2 separate regions of the Mus musculus genome follow, and region 1 is linked to region 2. The links are chromatin loops, found by intact Hi-C in ENCODE. Cell type or tissue: heart. All regions are shown on one strand.

Region 1 (8,000 bases), 130 kb before region 2:
ATAAATCCAATCCTCAGCGCTGGTGAATAAAATGTAATTAATTAATTTTTAAAGATATAACACTAAAATATTTGGGTCTATAAATGAATGAAAAAAATAACTTTAATCTAGAAGGCAGAAAGGCAGTTAGCTTTCAAGGGTTCAGTATAATGAATAAATGTAACATTTAAAGTTTGTTTTAACTGTCAAATAATAATTGTGCGTATCTATATGACACAATGTGATAGTTTAATAGTTGATGCACCATATTTATAAAAATTAGATGGGGGAATTAGAACAATTATAACTTCAATCTAAAGTGACTTTTTAAGACAAAATATTTTAACAAAATATATGTAGGTTCTGAGATGAACGAGACAAAAAAATAACATTGAGTCATCTAGCAATGACAGGGCTAAATGAGTGTAGGATGACTCTGCTAACAGGACCTGAAACCCCTCACCTGTTGTCTTGCATAGTCCAGGATGGCCTCAGATTAGCTAGGTAGCAGAAGATGAACTTGAACTTGTGATCCCCCTGCCTCTGTTTCCTGTGTGTAACACCGAATCTGGTTTTTGTCATGATGGGGATCAGACTCAGAGCTGTGTACCTGCTAGCCATACTCTTTCAGTGTGCAACTTTGAAAACGTTACTTAAGCCTGGTGTGATAATATGTCCTTTTAATACCAGCATCTCGGAGGCTGAGGCAACAGGAGAGAAAACACAAGGTTACCATGGCTAGATGGCTCCAAACAGACAAATATGTAAATGCATAAGCCATGTTAAGAATGTTATAGTTTATGTAAAACAACACGCTATAACTCTTTAATTTTAATGATTAAGTTAGTATTCATTTCTGTCTCTTATTTTTTCTTCATAACAAGGTTTTTAAAGCTAGCAAGAAAAAAAACTGGAAAATGAAGATTTTTTTTTCCTTTAGGAAAGAGTTAAAGACAATGATTACATAGAAAAATTACTTGCATCTTTCAAAAATTTAGCTTGCACTCTTACTAAGTAGTCAACTTTCTCAAGGTGACCCTGATCACAAAGCTACACTACATACTGAAATCTCCTTGTGCCAGAATATGATAACTCAAGTCTTAAACTTATCATTTCTGAAAGTAAGTTAGAAGGGGAAGAAAGGAGGAAAAGGAGAAGAGGGAGACGGGATGAGATACTTAAGCAGACAAGCATCGGGAAGAGCTCTTATGACCATACATTTCCTAATTTGGGTGCGGCTGCACACCATTAAAAGTCACATTCCTTAATGAGAGTCATCTAAGACCACAATGTGCAGAGTCACAACGAATTTACAGGAAGAGTTCGTGCTCCTGGCTTACCTTGTTCATGCGGAGTATTACCAAAACAGTGTTTAAATCCTGTAGTTGACACAAGCCTGTAGGCAGGAAACATGGGACACTCCTTAGTTTTTGGAGTAAGGAAGTATGGTTAGATGATATGCAGAGACTTGCCTTGACACATGAGCTAATTTACTAAGTAAAATGCACTTCTAAACTTGACAAGCAGCTTAAATTCAATAAATACTTACCTCCCATGAGCAATAGACCAAGCATTGTTTAAGGAACAATATTAGCGTGCTAGGCTCAGTAGTTGCAATAATAAGATCATAAATAATAGTTGAAGACAAAATTATGTGAAGAATTATGCTAAATGCCTTTATATGGAATACTTCGTGAATGTTCCCAACAACGATATAAATTATGTATATTGTTCTTAGTTTTCACATGAAGAAATTGAGCCCATGAGTACTAGATGAGATGCCCAGGGTATTCTGATGAGTAGAAATTTTAATATAATACAATTAATTCTATAGGCAAGGTATAAATTACACTACTCCATTTGTTCAGATGGCTATTTACCTATCCACATCTAGGAATCCAATTACTATTGGACATAGTTAAAAAATAAGCATAAAAATTACATTCTTTTGGCATGTGCATGGAAATCTTTACCCATATGATATAGAAATAAATATATAAAGAAGACATACATTTAGTGCTGTGTGTGTGTCTGTCTGTGTGTGTGTGTGTCTGTGTGTGTGTGTGTGTGTGTGTGTGTGTCTGTGTGTGTGTCTGTGTGTGTGCAATTTCAGGGATGAGCCTGTACTTGGTACTAGATACAAACAGGAGACTCACCCCTTAGAAAGACTAATTCTCCTTCTCTCTGTTGTTAATTGTCTGTGGTTCTTTGTTTAAGAGTGGGAGCTATGAGCTCTCCCCCTTCCAAATTAATGTGTCTATTGATATCATTTTCAGGCCTTTTTTATGCATCTCTGTCGTTAAGGTATCATGGGTGTAGTGAACCTATCATTTCCAGGAGACAAACTCCCACAACAGACTTCTTGGTCCTTCTTCCCACCCCACCCCCACCCCCCGCAGGATAACATCAAAACTTTACTGACCTTTCAAACCACAAATTGCTAATTAAGCGTCAGGATTAAAATAGTCCGTACTCTGGTTAAGACTTAGCACTCAGAACCAGAGATCTAGGGTTTGGCTGTGAAAACCCTCTGCAAGCCTCGACACACGTACACCGTCCTCTTTGTTAGTACCTGCAGTTTGTCCCAGGCACTTCCCTGTACTCTAATTTCTCTGCTTAAAGAAACCCAAACATGACATGGTGGCATACCTGTAGTCTCAGCACATGAGAGACGGAAATTTAAGAGGTTAAAGGTCGCCATTGATAATACCTCTATCCAAAGCCAAACCAAAAATAGAATTCCATGTAGCTCAGGGCTCTGCACAGGTTATTGTCCCATTAAATGTCCACTCTGTAGACAATAAGCACACAGTGAGGCCTGGCACCAGACTTGATATCCTAAGGGCCAGGGATCTGTGAATGGTGCCCACAGCACTTGTAGTCAGAGCATTTAATTACTACACTCCAGCACAGTAGGCAAAGTCTAGCCCACAGGAAGGAAAACTTAAAGTTACAAATGTATATAAGGGGAAAAAGTATACAGTTTGTATTTATGGATGTATGACTATGTACTTATGGGTACAAAGAAAAGTGTGCCTCAAATGTTCATAATAACTATGATTGGGCTCCAGCTAGCGTTAGCTTCATAAGCACTAGTCCAGGGGCTTTGCAGGAAACAACTCCATCGTCATGACAATGCCACCAGAAAGAGTCTATTATGAATTCTACTATATAGCTGAAGAAACTGAAGTTTAAAAAAAAAAAAAAACACTAAAAAAACTAAAAAACTAAACCCACATTTAGGGAAATTTAAGCTGTGAGCTGTAGTTGGTTTGGTAAACTGCAGATAGAAGATCATATTCTAAGAACAAATTCATCTCTTCAATTGCCTCCAAAAACAAGAAACAGAATGTTCTGGATTATAGCAAAATGAAACAAACACTGATAAGACTGTGAGTCATGGAGAAGGGAAAAAAAAAATAAACAGAAACTGAAGACAGGATCCAAGGACAAAGGAACCGCTGAGAGAGAAGTGGGTCTCTGTGTTAATCACCGGAATGAACACAGTGCGGGGGTGGAGGAGATCAAACCAAGGCTAAAAGAAATGAAATTTACAGGTAATATTTGAATCTCCATATACCTTCCTGAACTTCTAGTGTAAAAATAATTAGTCTGTATGTATTATGATTATTACATTAAATCCATATTATCCACTTATTACATTCCCAGACGTGGACAAAATATCATATTCAAGAAGAAGTAAGTATCTTCAGTTGCTTGTGAGGAAGGGAAACCTTGGGTTCTTGATTGTGGTAAAACAGAGACTGACAGAAACAAGAATAAGAGAGAAAAATATATATTGATCTGCTTTAAAACTGCGGCTTAAATCAAGCCAAGGCAAAAAGGCCTATGAGATAACAATCAACTCCGATTATAACGTAGGGGAAAATCAACCTGGATCTTAGGATAAAAGTAGCTGACTCCTTTGGGGCTGCTGGTTTGGGGATGATGGTATGATCCTTTGCTGCCCTCTAGTGGATTAATTTAAACTTTATTGTCCGCTTGACAAAAGATCTGAAATTGAAATGTCAATGTTGTAAGTACAAATATAAGATACAAATTGTTTCTCTATTCCACAAAGAAAAAGCATTTTTCATAATCCTTTTTGTAAAAAGCACACTCCACTTCTACCCCATAACCTTCCAGAGTAAAGAAATCCAGAACGAACTGCAAAGAAAACTAAAATATCTTATTCAATGGAAAAAATATAGCATATTAGCCACCATTTGATTATATCAAAAGCATTTGTTCAAATTTACTTGCTATAGATTTTTTTAATGTGTTTCTTCTCTTCTTTGTATCTGCACAATGTTACCAAAGGATGCTTGAAAATGACAAACATTTTTTAAAATGTGCTTTATGGGTCAAAAAAAAAAAAAAAAAGAATGCATGTCTACTAGAATTTTGATTTTTGTTTTGTTTTGTTTTGTTTTTTGGGACTCGGTTTTATTTGTGTGCGGTATGCTCATGGAGGCCACAAGAGGGCACTAGATCCCCTGAAGCTACAGCTTAGGGCAGTTGTAAGCTGGGAACTTCAGCACTGTTAAGTATCCAACACTCCAACCCTGGAGTTCATTTTCGAATATGACTTACAACGTTTTCATGAATGTATTCAAGCTGGGTTTTTTTTTTTTTAATTTAAAATAAAGACATCATTTTAAAAGAGGATTTCACACTCAGAGCAAGGTTGCAAGGGCTTGACGATTTCTTGGCTACCTTTAACCTATATGTCACCAAGTATTAACATTTTCTGTGCTATTCTGTCCTACTGCTGTAAAAAGACACTGTGACCAAGGCAACTCTTTAAAAAGGAAGTGCTGGGCTGGGGCTTGCTTGCAGTTTTCGAGAGCAGGTCTATGATCTTCTCGGTGGAAAGCGCGTAGGCGTCATTCTGGAACAGGAGCTGAGAGTTTGTCTGTAGTCAGCAGGCAAAGATTTGGGGAAGGACTAGGCCTGCAGTGGGCTTTCGAAACCTCATAGTCCACCCTCAACAATGCACTTCCTCCAGCAAGACCGCATCCCTCCGTCCTTGCAAACAGTCTACCCGGGAGTAGGGTTGCAAATAGAAGCGCCTGTGAGGGCCATTCTCATGCAAACCACCACAGCTGTCGCCGCTCTTCAATGGTTGCGAGTTGTTTAAAAGTTGGGGATATGGTATTTCTTTACCAAGTGTTGACGACGAGATCTCATACACCCCCACAACAGGGGTATTAAAATGAGGAATTAGCCCCTAGAAGGTACTATCATCTAATCTATATGCCCAATTCAAATTTCATCTGTCGTCCTAATTGGTTTCCTGCTCTTGAAAAAAAAAATTGTACTTAAATAACTTTTAAATAATGTATTTTGATCGTGTTTCCCCCTCCCCCAATCCTCCCAGACCTTCCCCAATTTCTGATCTTTTTAACAAAAGGAAACACAAGGCTAAACGGTGGTTTCTATGCCATTACCGAAGTCCCTTTCCCTGGAACTGTTCCTGTCTCCTTCCATGTTTTATAAGAGTGATACTTTTGAAGACAATGGGCCATTTGCAAATTGCTCCCCACTTTAGGTTTATCTATACTATAGCTTAAGTAAGCACACTGAAGATGTAATGTTGGTTTCATCTCAATGCATTGTCTAAGGAGACAAATGATGTCAACTTGTCCTCTGATGGTAATTACATGGTTATTTCTCCATTATAAAGTTGTCTTACTCTTTATGATGAGTAAGTGTCTAGGAGGTGATACTTTGATATTTTCTCAATGTCCTATTCTCAAAATTTCACTGATTATTTTTTGCCAATTATTGATGATTTTTGCTGAAGCCGGTATTACAGTGATTGGCAAACAACTCCACTGTATTTATTCCCTTTACTTTATAAGCATCCTATATTAAAGAAAAGCTTTTAGTTATGCCCATTTTTGTTTTGTATAATTTACATCCACGTGGGTTCATGGATTCTTGCTTTGTTTGATAGTTTATCACTACTTTTTGTTTGTTGGTTTTTAAACAGAGTCTTGCTGTGTGGCTGTGGCTGGCTTGGAACATATGAATCCTGAGGTCTGCTTGCTGGAATTGGAGGACTGTGCCACCAAGTCCTGTTTTTTATCATTACTTTTGATTAGTTTCTTTCTTGTTGTTTGATTATTAAACTGTCTCGGATTTCTCCAGCTGGATTTTAGTCTCTCCTTCACACCCAAGTCTTCTCTAGACAGTTCTGGACACTTGCAAGGCCATCTGAAGAACATACTGTATTTTGTCTGCCTCAGGCTTTGGTCCATCCACTCCAGCAAGCACTAGATTCTTTTGGTAAAAGAAGGAATTTGGAAACCAAGCTTCAACCCGCCCTCTAGTGCAGAACTGAAATAAATATAAACATATAAATACACAGACACAGTCACAAATAGGCTCTTACCTACTCTTACTGCTGTATAGTCTCCCATCATTCACTCAGCCACTGTTCTGTAAAAGGTCATGTCGATTATTCTGACACTTCTTGGTTCCCAATAACGCGCCATCAGCGAAGGATCTCCTGCACAATTCTTTCCACGTAATGGTTTTATGGACGTATGTTGAAAGTAAATCTCTGGGTATAGGATTGATGATGAATAAATGCTGTCTTAGAATTGTCCAGAGGAATAGAATCAATAAAATGTATCTAGAACTCTAAGAGAGGATTCTTAGACCGGCTTATGTGGGGCTCTTTTTGACCACCGCAGCCAGAAGAGTAATGATCTACCAGAGAGAAGAAAGTAGCTCTCTCTGTTCTGTATAACTCATTAGCTGATTCAAACTTCACGAGTCTGATCCCCGACTGGAAGAGTAAAAAAACAGAGCAGAACTTGGCGAAAATGTTTCTGGTGATTTACCATGGGGAAATTGGATTACCTCTTCACAATGGTGGTAAGCAAGATTATGTCTGGAGTGTAGGAGATCCCTTAGGGTGTCTCTTAGTACTACCATGTCCTGTGATTAAAGTCAATGGGAAACTACAACAGCCTAATCCAAGCAGGATGACAAAGGACGAAGACCCATCAGGAATGAAGGTATGGGTCAATCCTCCAGGAAAAGAGCCAAGACCTGCTGAGGTGCTGGCTGAAGGTGAAGGAAATACAGAATGGGTAGTAGAGGAAGGTAGTTATAAATACCAATTAAGGCCACGTAACCAGTTGCAGAAACGAGGATTATAAAGTAATATGAAGGCCCCATTGTAAATTTACAAATGCGTTTGAGATTGTACGAGGGATAGTTATATCATGTTAGGCGTATTCACAACCTTGTTATTGTTTCATGTGAACATGAGATATTATTTGTGTCAAGTTGACAAGGGGTGGATTGTAGTGGCTATTTCTGGTTGTCAACTTGACTATATTTGGAATGAACTACAATCCAGAATTGGAAGGCTCACCAGTGACCCTTATCTGGAGGCTTGGAGATCCTTATCTGGATCTTGGTTTGGAGATCTTGAGCCATAGTGGCTATGGATTCCAGAAGATTGAATCTCCAAGTTTAAGGAACACACCTTTAATCTGGGCTACACCTTTCATGTTGACTCGATCCCATGTACAGAATGATCCCATCGAAAGTCCTCAGAATGTATATGTGAGCTTTTTCATAGAGATGGGTTCTACGGATTGACATGTGACATCTTCCATAAGGATGCATTCTAATAAATTGGCAAGCTGAGGATAAGGGTCTCAGGGAGGATTTACTCTGGTCCCAACCACACAGAAAGTACAAAGGCGCCAGGCTATTAACCACACCTACTCCACGCCTTCTGGGTGGAAATAGGCTATCTACGTTTATCCACTTGGACAGCCCCATGTGTTTAACATTCCTGGCTCCCCTTGGTGCTTATCTGTGGAGCAGAAGGACCTCTGTACCTCCCACAGGCTTACCCGATCAGAGGTTAGACAATCCCACGACCTTGATCTGCAGACAGAAGCCTGGGAAAGCCAGAAACTGGAAGATTCACAGCAACAGAGACCAAGGAAACCCCACCAGTTTGAGGCGGGAGGGCTGGAAGCCAGGTGGATAGT
Region 2 (8,000 bases):
TGTTTCACAGCCATTTCCCCTGTTCCCAGAGTGAGGCTCTTATCTGTAGAAGCAGGCAGAAGAGAAGCACAATCATTTCTTACTGCTGCCTTTGCTTTTTTTCCTCCCAAAGAAAGGGCAGGGATGAGTCATAGGTGTCTGACTTTTCCATGGTAACAGGGTGGGAGGGTACAGTGTCTGGTCACTAGCTTCATGGATGCTGACAACTTAGCCAGGGGGCATCAGTTAGTGTTAGGTATGAGGTGGTCAGCCTTGGTGTGGCCTAGCATTCACGGAGCCTTCCGTGAGGTGGCAGTTTTGTAACTCCGGTGACTTCCTGATTGCATTTCCTTTATGTTCTTTAGAGGCCAACATTATTATCAGGTTCCTAATTTTTCGATTTGCCTCAGAACTGCTTTAGTGTTTTAGTGTAGCTTTAATTGCACTGTTTTTGTTGTTGTTGTTGTTGATTTTTTTTGACCCTGGTCCTCTAAACCTGCCCCAGAGCCACTGTTTTACCATTCCTTCCAAGATTGTCTAAGCTGTTAAATGCTGGATGGCGCATGGGCTTTAATAGGAATGACTGATTACAGTCTTTTTAATAATTCCTTCATTGGCTATAGAATTATTGAAATTTTATTGTAACACCAGAAGTGTCCCATAATGAGATTACATTTTGCTCTTCTCAACGTATTTTTCAATATAATAAAATTTCCCCTAATCCAGCTACAATTTCTGCCCCATAAGGTTGCTGGCATTTTTTTCTTTGTGTTTTCTCTCTTTAACACGCTTTTATTTTTATGTACTACCTGTGAGATAAAGTTTGGCATTTTATCATTTATGGTTTCCTAGGGTCATTTTTTTTTTAAATTTATTGGATATTTTCTTTATTTACATTTCAAATGTTATAACCCCTTTCCTCGTTTCCCCTCCGAAAACCCTCTAGGGTCATTTTGAATGAACAAGTATCTGCAGATGATCCAAATTTAGGACATAGTGTGCCATTTTGCCTGTAACACTATCAGGGAAATCTGGAAGTCATTTATGCGCAAGGCAAGGGTAACCACACACGCAGTTATTGTTGCCTTCACAGAATCAGAGATTATGCTCTGTGTGTGGCCGTTGCTATAAGCTAGGCAGGTAAAGTGCTCCACCAGGCTGGTTTTCATGATGTGCAGGGGTGGGGTTGAGGGGTGGAGTGAGAGTTTCAGGTCCCAGCACACTTTCCCCTTTATGCCTTTCTGGGCTGTGAACTTGATGAGGGTCTTAGAAATCAGATGCGTTCGGCCTGGTGGGCTCTGCTCTCCTCTCCTCATTCCCTGTGGGATGTTAGCATTTTGACGACAAAAAGCCCCACTGGCTGTCCTGTTTGATCATCCTCAGTATTTCTTCTGATGATACCTTTCTGGAAGTTCCACTTGGACTTTCTCGAGCTTCATCCTCTGTGGGGAGCGGGGCAGAATATTTTCAACTATTCCAGGTTGGGCAGCATCAGCACAATTCGAAGGAAGGTGGAAGGCGATCAACTTGCAAGTCATCCTGGATGCCATCACCTACCTGAGAGGTCACACCCTGTGTATTAGGGCTGGTCTCTCTGTGTCTTGAGCAGCTGAGAGACTCAAACCCTCATTGCCAACTTTGTTTATTCTCCTGGACAGCAACAGCTTCCTGATGCTTGTTGGTTCCAAAGGCACCAAAGCAAAAACCCCCATGTTTACTCTGAACGTTTTGATGTGATTCTCTAGAGTCGATTCACTCTCAACTGCTTTTTCAGCAAACAGCGTCTGCATGTTGAGCAACTCAAGCATCTTGCCCTTTCATTTTGGTCACAGGTCTTGTTCAAAATTCCCACAAAGTGTCGTGTTGCAACCGAGGACAACCGTCTCAAAATGATTTTCAACGCAGGAGAAAGTCTCCGTTTCAGCCGCCAGGGTCGGCTGACTCCTCTTGGAGATTTATCGAGTCGTAGCTGTTGTACAGTTTGCCTGGACTCTGTAGCTTCCCATTGGAGAATATGATAAATAAGTAAGTTTGCAGCACCTCTGCTGCCCTCTGGCGGATCTGACTGGCGAGCCGGGCAAGCGTCGCTGCAATCATGAGCACATTCAGCTCATATGGAGCCCCATCATTCTAAAATAATCTACACTAAAAAGAGATTTATTCACTTTATAGGTATGATTGTTTTGTCTGCTTGCCTGCGAGGACATCACGTGCGTGCTTTTTGCTAGCTGAGGCCGGAATAGGTGTCAGATCCCCTGGAACTGGAGCTACAAACGGTTGAGTTGCTTTGTGGGTGCTGGGAATCGAACTTTGCTCCTTTAAAAGTGCAGCAAGCGCTCTTGACCACTGAGCCATCGCTCCATCCCTGCAGACTCTCTCTCTTTTCTTTCCTTCCTTCTGTATGTATGTATGTATGTATGTATGTATGTATTTATGGCATTCTGTCTCCTAAGGAAATAGAGCAGCTACAGGCTGCGACCTAGAGTCACGTGGACAGGACAAAATACACATCGGTGTATTTTCCTTGTTTTCCAATTGGGGTCATTACCTTAATTTTCGCATAAGACAGAAGCAGTCACTTTCTCTTAAAAACATTATGTTCGTTCTACTGATATGCATATATAATTTATGCCTTTGCTTCATAAATAATTTTTAAATACTTGAAAAAAGAATAGCATTACTATTTTCAGAGATACTGTATAGATGGGCGGGTTGCAGCTGACGAATCTGCGTAGTGTACTCTGCTCAAAACGCCAGCAATTTCTACCTGTAATCCTTTTTAAGTATTACCTATTAATCCGTAGTAGAACTGCTGGGATGTATTATACATTTATCTCAAGGAGCACAGGTGGTGCTCAACACCTGCTTTCTAAATACGAGCAGTCATAGACGCAACAAACTGTCTGAAGAAAGTAGAACAGGAGAGTCCACACAAAGCCCGGACAAGTCGACCGGCGAGGGGAGTGGCGAAGGGTGAGAGGCGTGGCGACCGGCGAGGGGAGTGGCGAAGGGTGAGAGGCGTGGCGACTGGTGAAAGGCGTGGCGACGGGTGAGAGGCGGGGCGATGAGTGGGAGGTTGAGACGCGGGCGGAAGAGCAAGGCGCGCTGGGCAGGAGGGCGGGGCGAACTGAGAAAGGCGGGTTGATAGGTGAGTAACAGGCGAATGGGCGGGAACAAGAGCCGGAGTCTTTAAAAAACGCCAATTAACGGCCGGCTAAGCTAGGCTTGTGCGCAGGCGTGGCTCGTTTGACTTTTATTCATTTATTTTTCTTGGTGGCTGCTGTTTATTTACGGCTGAGTGTTAAGTGCGGGTCGCGCAGCTCTGGGGACGCCTCCGTCCGCAATCTTACTCTAACCCTCCTGGAACCCTGGCCGGCTTGGGTTTCCCTCTCAGGCCTCCGTTTGACCTAGTGGGCCGGAACCATGGCCTCGTTCCATCTGGTAAGTGCGGGTCTGGATCGGGCCTGCGCGATGCGTCGCTCGCCCTGTGCTGGACCGGGTGCATATCCGGCTTGTCGGGGTGGGGTGGGGTGAGGCTTGTGAGGGGTGCGGAGGCTTGTGAGGGGTGCGGAGGGATCGGGTAGCGGGTGCCTAGTCCCGCCTGTCTGGGTGGGGTGGGGCTTGTCTGGGGTGGCTTAAAAGCTGCACAGGTAACAAATCAGGTGTGCTGGTGTACTGGTAGTGGAAGTAACTGGACTGTTACTGGTTCACGTCGTAAGCTCATCCATCCGTGCCTGCTCCCCCCCCCCCCCCCCGGAAGAGATTCCTTCATTTCTACATTTCAGCCTTTTCCCGTTTTTCAGTCTTCCAAATACTCATGACTATTGTACAAGCCAGTCTTGATGGTCTGGAAAACCTCGAGTATTAATTTCGAAATACTATTTTATGTGAAGAGTCTAATATTTATGGGACACCTGTTAATGATAAAGCTTTATACAAGGCAATCATATTTTAAAAGGTGCCAGCTTTGAATGTTTGATGTGGGCCACGACTTGCCACTTTATGTCTCTTGACACACTTGATATTCATTCCAAGTTTTGTATGATTACTATGCCCTATTTCCTCCCTAACTCAGCAGTTCAATTTATCTTTGAAAGAAAACCTTCGTTGATGGTTTCTATCATGTAGTTGTGTGTGTGTTTATGCATGCTTAACATGTATGAAAAGACAGTTTAGTCGAGCATCGAACTTTTTATACAGAAGAATAACAAGAACCAAGGCGAGATACATCCACCGAGTTACAGTGACACAAAACATAAGGAATGTATACATCAAAAGAAGGCAGGGACCAGGCCACTGCCACTAAGAAGGGAGCCTGGTGTAATGCTAGTCTATTTATTGTTAAGCCCACCACTAGGGGTTCTTAGTAAATGCCTGATTATGTTGTTTCTTTTGGACCTAGTGAAGAAACCTGTCTCGGGGATTCCCTAACTCTTTCATGGTAAACCCACCTATTCCCTAGGCCAGTGTGAATTAGAAGTAAATTTGAATGTTACTGAATAGATAACCTTCTTACTGAATTCCAAGTTTGTCGGCTTCAAGGATTTTTTGGGATGTCGGAACACTGGCGAAGGCTTAGTTATGTCAGAATTCAATCTTTAAAGGCACTTATAATAAAATAATACTAAAAGAGAACACATGGATCCATACACCAGACTAACGTGGGGATAGGGTATGAGTATATGGGTTATGAGAATGCCAAGATACCAGGAGGTTGGGATTCCTTGAAACTCTTTGCCTTGTGAGTGCTTCCAGGCCTCTCGGAGTGTGTGTAGCACCTCCTGATTCATTCTATCCTCTACTCTTAGACAAGAGTCCCTGAGCTCTGTCTGATATTTGACTGTGATCTCTGAGTTTGTTTCCATCTGTTGCTGGATGAAGCTTCTCAGGAGACAGTTATAGTAGGTTCTATTGGCAAGCATAGCAGAGTATTAATAATAGTGTCAGAGATTGGCTCTCTTGAATGGGGTGGATCTCAAGTTGGGCCAGTCATTGGTAAGCTGTTTCCTCAATTTCTGCTCCATCGCTCTATCTTTATCTCTGTACATCTTGTGTATGTAGGCAGGGCTAATTTCAGGTTTTGTGAATGGGTTGGTATCCTTATCATTCCACTAGGGGTCCTGTCTGATAGGATGTGGCCACTTCAGTTTCCATATACCCTACTGCTAGGAGTTTCAGCTAGGGTCACCCCCATAGACTCCAGGGAGTGTTGTGTGCCCCACCCCACCCCAGTTCTCTAGCTAGCCCCAGAGATGCCCCCCACCAGTTTCTGTTCACTTTCCCAGCCAACCCTATGCATCCTCCACTCTTCCCACACCCAATCCCCATTTCTGTTCTCCTCCCCTCTCCCACCCAGTTCCCTGCCTCCATCCATCTCTATATTATTTTCCCTTTTGAGTGAGTCATGCATCTTCCCTTGGGCACTCTTTATTACTTAGTTTCTTTGGTCTGTGGATTGTAGCATGTTTATTTTGTACTTTATGGCTAATATTCATTTATGAGTACATACCATGCTTGTCTTTCTGGGTCTAGGTTACCTCACTTAAGATATTTTCTAGTTCCATCCATTTTCCTGTAAATTTCATTATGTCTTTGTTTTTAGTAGCTGAGTGGTATTCCATTGTGTAGATGTACAACATTTTCATTATCCATTCTTCAGTTGAGGGACATTGAGGTTGTTGCCAGTTTCTGGCTATTATGAGTAAAGCTGCTATGAATGTAGTTGAGCAAGTGTCCTTGTGGTATGATGGGGGCATCATTTGGTATATGCCCAGGAGTGGCATATATAGCTGGGTCTTGGAGTAGAACTATTCTCAGTTTTCTGAGAAACTAACACATTGATTTCCAGAGTGGTTGTAATAGTTTTGCATGCCCACCAGCAATGGAATTCTTCTTTTTCCACATCCTCGCCAGCATATGCTATTTCTCATTTCTTTTCTTTTCTTTTTCTTTTCTTTTCTTTTCTTTCTTTTTTTTTCTTTTTTCTTTTTCTTTTTCTTTTTCTTTTTTTTTTTTTTTTTTTTTTGAGATAGGGTTTCTCTGTATAGCGCTGGCTGTCCTGGAACTCACTTTGTAGACCAGGCTGGCCTCGAACTCAGAAATCCATCTGCCTCTTCCTCCTGAGTGCTGGGATTAAAGGCGTGCACCACCACACCCGGCTTCGTGTGCTATTTCTTGAGTTTTTTATTTTAGCCATCGATGGGTGTAAGATGGAATCTCAGAGTCGTTTTGATTTGCATTTCCATGATGATTAACGACATTGAACATTTCCTTAAGCACTTCTTGGCCATTAAGAGATTGAGAATTCTCTGTTTAGCTCTGTACCTTATTTTTAAATTGGGTGATTTGGTTTGTTGGTGTCTAATTTCTCAAGTTCTTTTTATATTTTGGATATTAGTCCTCTTGTCAGCTATAGTGTTGGTGAAGATCTTTTCCCATTCTATAGGCTGCCATTTTGTCCTATTGATGGCGTCTTTAGCCTTGCAGAAGCTTTTCAGTTTCCAGGGCTTAAAGCTTGGAATGTGGGTGGCAAGCTCCTTCTTAGTCATCTTGCCTGCTTCTAGGGTGCTTTATAGTATTATACTGGACAGTTGATAGACACTTGTCCAATGAGTGCATGAAAATATGTTCTCTTATTAATTATGTATTGTACTGGAATTATTTGAAGATGAGTTGTATTTGATTATATTTTAAAAAAATTGATAGTTAACTTTTCTTTCAGGATCATCTAAAGAACTACCACAGAAGATATTGCCGGTCTTCCAGGTACCATTTTTATACTTGAACTTTTAACGTGACTTATTTTCATCTTTACAAAATGGATTTGAAGATAAAAAAGTTGTTACCTTGGACTGATTAATTTCTATGCCCACTAATTGTTTGGTCTTTTAATTATTTTATATAAGAAAGAAATATTAACACAAGTTGTATAATAACTTAGTGGAAGTAAGAAAAAATACTTACATAGAATCATGAACAAGAAGCATTGAACACTGAATTTTTTTTTCCAAATTTTTATTAGGAATTTTCTTCATTTACATTTCAAATGCTATCCCGAAAGTTCCCCATACCCTCCCCCCCCACCCAACTCCCACTTCTTGGCCCTGGTGTTCCCCTGTACTGGGGCATATAAAGTTTGCAAGACCAAGGGGCCTCTTTTCCCAATGATGGCCGACTAGGCCATCTTCTGCTACATATGCAGCTAGAGACACGAGCTCTGAGGGTACTGGTTAGTTCATGTTGTTGTTCCACCTATAGGGTTGCAGACCCCTTTAGCTCCTTGGGTACTTTCTCTAGCTCCTCCATTGGGGGCCCTGTGTTTCTTCCAATAGCTGACTGTGAGCATCCACTTCTGTGTTTGCCAGGCCCTGGCATAGCCTCATGAGAGACAGCTATATCAGGGTCCTTTCAGCAAAATCTTGCTGGTGTATGCAATGGTGTCTACGTTTGGAGGCTGATTATGGGATGGATCCCTGGGTGCGGCAGTCTCTAGATGGTCCATCCTTTCGTCTCACCTCCAAACTTTGTCTCTGTAACTCCTTCCATGGGTGTTTTGTTCCCAATTCTAAGAAGGGGCGAAGTGTCCATACTTTGGTCTTCGTTCTTCTTGAGTTTCATGTGTTTTGCAAATTGTATCTTATATCTTGGGTATCCTAAGTTTCTGGGTTAATATCCGCTTATCAGTGAGTACATATCATGTTCTTTTGTGATTGGGTTACCTCACTCAGGATGATACCACCCTCCAGGTCCATCCATTTGCCTAGAAATTTCATAAGTTCATTGTTTTTAATAGCTGAGTAGTACTTCATTGTGTAAATGTACCACATTTTCTGTATCCATGCCTCTTTTGAGGGACATTTGGGTTCTTTCCAGGTTTTGGCTATTATAAATAAGGCTTCAATGAACATAGTGGAGCATGTGTCCTTATTACCAGTTGGAACATCTTCTGGATATATGCCCAGGAGAGGTATTGCAGGATCCTCCGGTAACACTATCCAATTTTCTGAGGAACCGCCAGACTG

The links. Hi-C counts contacts between places; a loop is a spot of excess contacts. Peaks named below come from ENCODE experiments on the same cell type or tissue, not always from the same donor. Only the 100,000 strongest peaks of a DNase experiment are listed, where the experiment ranks them.
Region 1: a loop joins it to region 2, with 4 times the contacts of the local background. A loop is called at or near these places in 4 of 42 quality-filtered maps.

What each region holds. Positions count from the first base shown.
Region 1 is chr5:86,187,452-86,195,451 of GRCm38, reverse strand. The region is part of intron 1 of Gnrhr (gonadotropin releasing hormone receptor); the gene reads left to right. Among named protein-coding and RNA genes, the nearest start is that of Gnrhr, 6.4 kb to the left of the region's middle. In heart, CTCF peaks have their summits at 3,932 (motif pointing left) and 4,462 (motif pointing right); a DNase peak (open chromatin) is centred at 4,911.
Region 2 is chr5:86,060,748-86,068,747 of GRCm38, reverse strand. Cenpc1 (centromere protein C1) reads left to right here and starts at 3,165. Exons shown (of 19, transcript NM_007683.4): 1 at 3,165-3,420; 2 at 6,701-6,744. The coding sequence starts at 3,403. In heart, no CTCF peak of the experiment used is centred here; DNase peaks (open chromatin) are centred at 2,027 and 3,097; H3K4me3 peaks cover 3,394 bases; H3K27ac peaks cover 2,172 bases.